Regions from separate parts of the Homo sapiens genome. Here region 2 is linked to region 1. The links are chromatin contacts, found by Hi-C or POLR2A ChIA-PET in ENCODE. All regions are on one chromosome and are shown on one strand. The core of a region is the stretch at or near the end of the contact, and the rest is flanking DNA. Distances in the headings are between cores, read along the strand shown.

Region 1 (4,357 bases), core at 1,757-4,256:
GAGCCACTGCACTCCAGCCTGGGTAACAAGAGCAAAACTCCATCTCAAAAAAAAAAAAAGTGATAGCTGAAGTCTAAGGGTTTTTGAGGTGATGAAAATGCTCTAAAATTGACTGTGTTGAGAGTTGCACATATCTGTGAATAGACTAAAAACCACTGACGTATATACTTTAAATAGGTAAATTGTATGGTATGTGAATTACATCTCAAGAAAACTTTTGAAAAACTACATGAAGATTGCAAAAGGGATTGTGACAAATGACAGAAACAAATTAAATGTGTCCTCCTCAACTTAAGTTACTACATACTATTTATTTTGCTTTTGGCTGACTTTAAATAGGACCTTCTTTGTCAGTTGTTTATTCCAAGTATAAAATATAAAAACTATGAAAGCCAAACAAATTATGAAATAAAAATTGTTAATTAACTATAGGTCATAAGTAAAGTAAAAATATGTTATTGAACGAGGTGGACAAGTCAACCTTGAGATTTGAGAGAAACAATCACATCTTTTTATAAGCAGCAGCTAATCCCAAGTTGGTGTGGTGAGTGACACAGAGGCTGGCACAGTAAATGTTAGTTCCTTTTATCCTGTTTATACCCCTAGTGACAAGATCATTCCCAAGAACCTTCCTATTTTTGCCAATGTTCCATTACTCCAAGATTTGAAAAAACAAAAACAAACAAAATCAGTGCTCTTACCATTCCAACCTGGTCAATGGTCTCTTGAACTCTATCCAGAAGGACGGAAATTATCTCAGGGTGAACAGCTGTGATAGTCCCTAAAAGCTCTCGACCAACCTTTGAAAAAGTCTCTCTGGTAGACAAGGTGACATAAGATACCTAAATGGGGGGAAGGGGGAAGAAGATGGCACTTTTAATATCAATTAGCAGTCAAAACACACTTATATCATTTTTTCAAGCAAAGCAGAAAGAATCTTACATTGAGCCTTAATTGACACTATGTTCCAAAAAATGTTAAAACTTCATACAGGCAACTGTCTACTCTGAGGCCGAAAGGTGCAGGGAGAGGAATATAAGAGAATGGCAACTTCTTATAACAATGACTTCAAGTGTGGATTCAAAAAGTATATCCCAAAGTCTGTCGGTAACAATAAAATGGTTCCTGCAGTTTCAAAACTTTTCTAAATCTGAGGAAATCACTACAATGATGAAAATCAGAATGCATTTCATGGAAATGCCTAGCTTCCCCTACAGAATAAGAACCCTAACTACAAGACCTTCTAAAACATTGTTTACCAACTCCTTTTGAATTATGTCTTCCAAAGTGTATGTTACAATCCATTAATGCCAATGGTATTTTTTAACACAATGGAATATACAGAAAAATAACAGAATAAAATAAAATAGAAAAATGTAATAGTGTATCACAGGTAGATTAAGTATTGCTTCAATTGTACATACACACACAGGATCAGAATGTAATATAGAATGTAATTTTTATTGTGACTCCTGGTCAAAACACTGGAAACTTTACTCAAGAGCATAAATATTACTTTAGCAACAGATCTTGAGAATGTCACTTAATGTCTGTGAAAATATGTCTTCTCTCCCCAAGTTTTTCAGATCATGAAGACAGTCTGAATTCCAGATCCATCGAGATCTTAACTTTATGCATGGTTATGAAGTACCAGTATAGGAACAGCTGAATCAAGTATTTGATCCTGGAAAGAACATCCAGGTTTGTCATTCTCAAACTGGATTATTAGGGGAAGATAATAAAACCCAAATAATCATCTTCAAACATAATTTTACTTGAGCACACTAGAATACTTTGGAGGAGATATTTTGTATGCAGATAAACAGATAAATGACAGCTTAAAGTGTAAAATGTGCAAGGCTTTTTAAATATACAAAAAACTCCAATGAACATTTTGGTAACCACTTTGGGCTAGTCCCTAGATGCTCAGGGGTCCAAATTTCACTCCCCTCCACCTTCACGGATGGCTCAGTGAAAAGATGAAGAATGCAAGGATCTCCTCCCAGCCTGTAATTTCATATTATAGATGAGGAAAATGAAGCCTGGGGTAATAAGTTATCTTTTTTGATGTGAGATGGCCAATTAATAGCAGAGTTAAAACTCAGGTATCCTAACTCCAGGTTCAATATTCTTCCCACCATCTCATTTAAACTGGCTGGGAAGCTAGGTTTCTGCTACTAGCCAGAGTGGAAGAGTTTAGTTGAAGGGGTGGGGGCGAGGGAAACATACATCATAAAAACTGTGTCAGGCTGTGTCACATTGTCTCTCCCTTACTGAAACTGGTGCAACAAATTTCAAAAGATAATAAGTACTGGGGAATGGATATAATTCACATTTTCAATAATCCCTGTAGCAAAATAATGTTCCACTGATTCTCTATCCCTTCTCTGAAGTGTAGACAGTAGCTAAATAAGTCACAATTTGTAAAAGCAATCCCCCAAAAAATCAACAGATGGACAATCCAAAAGAAAACATTTTTAGCTGATTTATAAAACTTCATATTCTAACCTCATATATCTCCAGAACAATAATTTTTATGAAGTCTTCGTCCACATTGGTTCTTCTGGCCTGAGCCATCTGAGCAAAGGTAGTCAGAAGGCAAATCTCTTCTGAGCTATTCATAGAAGAAAGACACTTCTCAAAGTTGGTAAAATGTTCTGGGTCTGCAAGTTCATATCAAGAAAATTAGAGTGGGGAAAGAATAAATTTATATCTTTTAATCACTCTTCCAGAGAAAAAGATTTAGGAATATTTAAAGATACAAAAGGTCTTTCTTTGTTCCAAAATAGATTTCTACAGGCATCAGGAATAAGGCTGGACCAGATGGCCTCTGAAATTCCAACAAACTCTAAATATAATGTAGCCTCACAGAAAACATTTAACATCTCTTAGCTTCAGTACCCACATCTGTCTCAAAAGGTTACTTAATAAGAAGGTTAAATAGCATGTCACTGGTGACGTGCTTAGTTAACTGCAAAGCACTGCTGCTGTCACCAGGCAGTCACCTTCAAAGGCAGTACTGCCAACTTCAAAGGCACACTTGAAGCTACTTGGTAACTGTCAGACAAACAAAGACCTGACTAATGAAAACTGCTAATACTAGCAACTACTTGGCACAAATAGGGCATTCCAAAAAAAAGAGATTTGCTTATGAAGAAAAACTGGGGGCAAGAAATTAGTTATAACCGTAAATGAAATACTAATGAATGTCATAAACGATATAATAAATGTGATATGTTTTGCCTATATCACAAAGGATGTTGTAAAAGCAATACTAAATTCTGCCATTAGGAAGCAATATTCACAAATATACATGACAGTAAACTACATGCAAAGTTCTACAGCAGAAAGGAAAAAAAGCCCATTTTAAAAATATATGTGCTTGGCCGGGCGCTGTGGCTCACACCTGTAATCCCAGCACTTTCAGAGGCCAAAGATGGGCAGATCACTTGAAGTCAGGAGTTTGAGGCCAGCCTGGCCAACATGGTGAAGCCTCGTCTCTACTAAAAATACAAAAATTAGCTGGGCGTGGTGGCACACGCCTGTAGTCCCAGCTACTCGGGAGACTGACGCAGGAGAATCACTTGAACCTGGGAGGCGGAGGTTGCAGTGAGCCAAGATCACACCACTGTACTCCCACCTGGGCAACAGAGCAAGACTCCATTTCAAAAAAATAATAATAATAAAATTAAATTAAATATATACATATATATATATATCCTTGATGGAACTTTTCACAGTAAGAAGGCAACAAGCCAATAATTCTTTTCATATTTACACATTTGAGAAACCAAGGTAGATAGCTCACCAAATTTCCTGCATTTTCAAAATAACTCTGGGACATTTACCAAACCAATTTTCATTTTCCATCTCCAAATTGGATTTATAGTGGAAATTATTACACAAAGTATTCCCAGAATAATGAAAATTGGCATGATCATTCTAACGTATATTGTGAAAGGATATTTAAAAAGAAAAAAAAGAATTATCATTCAAACTTACAATGTTTAAGGTACAAATCAAGGAAAAGGCCTTATATTTTAAATAACTCTATAGAAAAAACAATGGGAAAGTGAAATAACTTTCTAATTAGCTTTTAAAATATTAACTATAAGGACAAACACATTTCTACAGTTATTTATCATCAGATTTGCTTATGGCTACACTTTACTAGTAGTCAGAATGTTGATTAGACTAGAAATAAACAAAAAGAAGCCAAATTAAAACAGACTGGTTTTTAACAATCATTGCTAAGAAATCTGCTAGTTAGAAAATGTTAAAACTAGTTAAAATTTGTTCCCTGGAAACTGATTTCAAGCTCACCCTACTCCTATTACCACAGATAAATAAGAACTGG
Region 2 (4,552 bases), core at 935-3,434, 140 kb after region 1:
CTGAGGCTTGGGGGCGGAAGCAGGCTGCCCAGGGTCACCTAGCTAGTAAGGGGCAGAACTGGATTCAAGCCCGGGCAGCCCACCTCAGAGGCTTCATGCTGTTCGGTAAGCTCTCAAAACTGGACATCTTCCCAAGGGGCGGGGCCATCTCCACCAGCCCCTCAAACCCTGCATGTCACCCACCAGACATTAGAGAGTACTCACTGACATGTTTGTACTGGCTGTGAAGATATTAAAATACTGCAAACTCTGTGGCCTGGAACCCTGTCTTCACCCTGTCACCCTCTCCGCTAAGACCTCCCCGTATCCAGCATCCCTGGCATGGGGCTGAGGGGTGGAGGCTGGTGGGGAGGGGCTTAGCGCCCGCCTGGCCTTAGCCTTGCCAGTGCTAAAACTGTGGCTAAATACTGAGGATTGTGTTGTTTGGTTGGGTTTGTTTGTTTGTTCGTTTTTGAGACAAACACAAATCACTCTGTCGTCCAGGCTGGAGTGCAGTGATGTGATCATAGCTCACTGCAACCTCAAACTCCTGGCCTCAAGCAATCCTCTTGCCTCAGCCTCCCAAGTAACTATATCTACAGGCATGCACCACCATGCCCAGCTAATTTTTAAGATTTTTTTGTAGAGACAGACAGAGTCTCACTATGTTGCCCAGGGTGGTCTCGAACTCCTGGCCTCAAGCAATCCTCCTACCTCGGCCTCCCAACGTGCTGGGATCACAGGCATGAGCCACTGTGCCTGAACTAAATACTGTTAGTATCACGTCTGCCTCCTTCTCCTTATGTCTCCACGAACCAGTTCCTCTGCTGACTTCCTTATTTCTGGGGCCCACATCTCATTCTCCAGTTTGTATTATACAGAGCCTTTTTCCCACAGTGCCTGCCATGGGATCCCCCAGTCCTCCATTCTACCTGAAAAACTCGCAAGCCTCCCGTGAGAGCCATCTGTGGTGCCCTTGGTTCCTCTGTGAGGCTGCCACCACCCTGCACCCTAGGGTGAGTAGTGCCCCAGAAGGACCTCACAAACTCCAGTGAAGGGACTCACAGGCACAGTCTCAACTGTGTCCCTGAGGTCCCCAGCCAGGTTTCTCTACCCTGCAGCCCACGTGGGGTAGAGGGACCATCTAGGCAGCTGTGAAGCTACCTGGGTGGGTGGTGGGGGGAGGCAAGCAGGAGCCCCAGTAAGGAGTCAGGGCCCCTTGGCAGCTGCGGTCAACTTTGAGGTTTGCAGCCTCCTGCTCCTGTCTTAAAGGGATGAGGACAGCTCCTCTGAATGAGGGGGCATGGACCTTGAGGGGCACCTGGGGAGTGAGAGGACAGAGGGAAGAGGACTAGACAGAGGAGGGGGACAGGCAGACCTGCTCCCTCCAGGCTGGGCTGGCCCTACCGGGCTGGGTGGGGTACCCCCTCCAGCTTATAGGGTCTCCCACACCATCAGCCCCGCTATGGGGCCTGGACGGAAGGGCTGGGGCAATGGCCTGGGGAGGGGGCTCGGGAAACAAGGCTGTAGAACAGGGAAAGCTCCAGCAAAGGGAAGCCCTCTATGCTGTACGTTTCCTGGAAAGGACGATCCCGGGGGGCAGCTGCTGCTGTCAACCCGGTAAAGCTCACAAGCCCCCACACCAGATCCCCCCAGATCCTCTCACGGCTCAGCTCCAGGGACCGGCAGAGACTCTCCCCGGACGGGTCTCGCCTCCCTAAGGGTCTCTGCTTCGCCTGTGAGAGGAGGGGTTGATGTCCTGACTCTAAGGTGTCTCGGCTCTCTGCGTCCTCAGGAGCACGCGCTGCTGGGGGCGCGGGCGGCAGAGGGTGGGCCCTGGAGTCCGAGCCCCCGGGACTCGCGGGCACGCGGTGGGTAGCGGGGGACAGAGAGGGAACAGCAGCCCGGCGTCCGCTCCAAGTCTGCCCCTCGAGCAGTGGGGCTGGGGCCCCGATCCCTTCACGCGCGAGCTCCGCCAAGCCCCCGGGCGCGCGGTCACCGAGTGGCGCCGGAGCTGGGGAGCCCCCCACGCCCGCCGCGTTGGCCTCCCGCCCGGGCCGGGTCCTGAGCCCCGCGATCCGCTGTCGGCCCCACGACTTACCCAAAAGTTTCCCTTGAACAGTGAGCGCGTCATCGCAGCGCGAGTGGGGGCGCGGAGGAGAGCCGGGCCGCAGGTAGCACAGAGCGGGGAGGCCTGACTGCCACTGCCCGCGGCTCCGCAGACTCAACTTCTGCGTTCCACACTCGCGCAGGGAAGCCGCCCCCGGGTCCTAAACCACTCCCGATTGCGACGGCCGCCGTCGGCGCTCTGCGCTCCCTGCGCGAGACCTGGGCGGGACCCTCGGCGCTCACCCGGCCAGGGGCTGCAGCCCGCACCCGGACCCAGGCCCATTTAAAGCCCCACAGCGTCGGGCCACGATCAATATATCAGCCCGAAGCTAGCTGCCTCCTTCTGGAAGTCTTTGGGTATTGGAAATAACTGGTCCTGGCTTGGGTTCCTGCCCACAAGGCCCCCTGGACAGCACGAAATCCAGGCTCTGCGGGGTGATAGACGGGATCTGATCAGATGGTCGCGAGGACCCGGTTTAAGCTACAGAAGGCCTGGGGCCGACAACTCCCGCAGACGCCTTGGCTTCACGGCGGGCCCCACCGGCACCTGCTGCAGATCAGGCCCTGGGGGACGGTTCATTTTTTATTTTACTTTTTGTTGTTGCAGGTGTTTTTAATGAATGGGGTCACGTTTTAGTCTAAAATGTCATGGAGAGGTCATCTCTGCTGTTTCCCCTTGACTCTAGTCACTTGGTGGTGTCCTAACAGGGCTTCCAGGAGCTCAGCCGCTCTCTGACTCCCTTTCCATTCTCAAAAGGCAAGACCCTTCCCTGCCCATTCCACCCCAGCAAGAGGGGCCCAAGATTCCTTCTTCTCCCTCCACTCTTCCACCCTCACAAATAAAACCCCAGGGCAGGTCAGACCCCTCTCTGCATTGTAGTAGATTGGTACAAAAGTAATTGCGGTTTTTGCCATGACTTTTAATAGTAATGCAGGGCTTATGACAAAGTACTGCCTGGTGCGACAGGCCCGAAGCCCAACCTGAGGCCCAGAGGGGTTGAATGGCTTGCCCAAGATCACAGTTTATTTAAGGGATGAAGAGCTCAAGGTTAGAGCTCTGCCCTTCTAAATAGATGCAAAGACAGACATCCTTCCTGGGGCAGATCCATCCTGGGCAGAGGAATAGGTGCTCAAAGTGGGGAGGATAAAGGTCAAGGTTGCCAAGACTGGCACCAGCCCAGCCTGGAGAAGCAAGCACTCACCCCTGGAGCAGGTTCTAGCTACACCCAGACACAGTGAAAGGGCAATTGCTAGAATTATGTGAAGCACCTGGAACAAGTTCTGCTCCATAAAACTGCAGCCAGCCCCACTCAGATGAACTCCCACCAATAAAGTCATCCACAACTGCAAAGATGGAGAGGTGGCCTCCAGCCACCAAGCATCTCCAAGGGATGCATCCATTTACGTACTTGCTCATATCCTTTGAAAGCAGTGAGATTAGAAGGAAGGCAGAGAAGCCTGGCAGAACCATCAAGGGGCAGCAGAGGACGTGGTAGGCACTAGGAAGCTAGGCTTAACTGCAGGGGGTAAGAAATGGCACAAACTGGGGACATAGAAGCGGGAGAGCTGAAGACACCACTAAGGTTTTTCCTGGAAGTTTTAAATATTCTGGAAAAATAGTTTAGATACAATTCTAATTGTCACATTTTAATTTTTAATACATGTATAATTTTAAGTTATTAGAACGTTTCACAAGCTCTCACAGTACATTGTGCTTGATTTTCGCGACTCAGACTCTAAGCTCCCTGAATTTTAACCCTCTTCCGCCATCTGGTGACAAAGTTTTTAATTGCAAATGGTCATCCACGCTGCTGGAAAATATTCTTCATTCCTCAAACAGCTCATCTCTGGGGCAGGTATTGTGAGTAAAAAAACAAACAAAGTGTGTGCTATATCCAAGGGACATATTTAGGATATTTTACTAACTTCTGTGGTTTGAATGTTGCCCCCTCCAAGAATTCTTGTTGAAACTTAATCTGAAATGAGACAGTATTGAGAGAGGTAGGATCTTTAAGAGGTGATTGGGTCACGAGGGCCACTAGTCCCATTCATGGATTAATGGGTTAGTAGATTAATGGGTTATCAGGAGATGAAACTGGTGGCTTTATGCTTTATAAGAAGAGGAAGAGATGGCTGGGCACAGTGGCTCATGCCTGTAATCCCAGCACTTTGGGAGGACAAGGCAGGTGGATCACCTGAGGTCAAGAGTTCAAGACCAGGCAGGCCAACATGATGTAACCCCATCTCTATTAAAAATACAAAATTAGCCGGGTGTGGCGGCACACGCCTGTAGTCCCAGCTACTTGGGAGGGTGAGACAGGAGAATCGCTTGAACCCAGGAGGCATAGGCTGCAGTGAGCCGAGAGTGCTACTGCACTCCAGCCTGGGCGAGACAGAGTGAGACACCATCTCAGAAAAAAAAAAAAAAAGAAGAAGAAGAGGAAGAGAGGCCTGAACTAGCATG

What was found. A loop is a pair of places that touch in the nucleus more often than their neighbours do. ChIA-PET counts read pairs that join two places held with the same protein, here RNA polymerase II (POLR2A). Pooled maps may share reads with other maps.
Region 2: a map of heart right ventricle shows a loop between it and region 1 (4-fold over the local background). The contact joins the promoter of PSTPIP2 here to the enhancer-like site in region 1. A Hi-C loop is called at or near these places in 30 of 168 maps with a recorded cell type or tissue (A673, B cell, CD4-positive, alpha-beta T cell and 19 more), 26 of 37 single-sample maps with no recorded cell type and 25 of 50 pooled maps. POLR2A ChIA-PET finds 5 or more read pairs at or near these places in 7 of 52 experiments (BJ, CD4-positive, alpha-beta T cell, GM12878 and 4 more).

Annotation. Positions count from the first base shown.
Region 1 is chr18:45,928,168-45,932,524 of GRCh38, forward strand. EPG5 (ectopic P-granules 5 autophagy tethering factor) reads right to left here. Exons shown (of 44, transcript NM_020964.3): 12 at 2,509-2,663; 13 at 702-842. Among named protein-coding and RNA genes, the nearest start is that of EPG5, 37 kb to the right of the region's middle. Within about 2 kb of position 3,007, at least 2 of the 41 ENCODE cell types and tissues checked have a DNase peak (open chromatin) inside an H3K27ac peak, as active enhancers do; they include heart right ventricle, where a contact is called at or near this core.
Region 2 is chr18:46,070,076-46,074,627 of GRCh38, forward strand. It overlaps PSTPIP2 (proline-serine-threonine phosphatase interacting protein 2), which reads right to left and starts at 2,185. Exons shown (of 15, transcript NM_024430.4): 1 at 2,081-2,185. The coding sequence starts at 2,113. RefSeq lists enhancers at 671-770, 811-870, 2,090-2,591 and silencers at 1,721-2,100, 2,141-2,190, 2,321-2,480.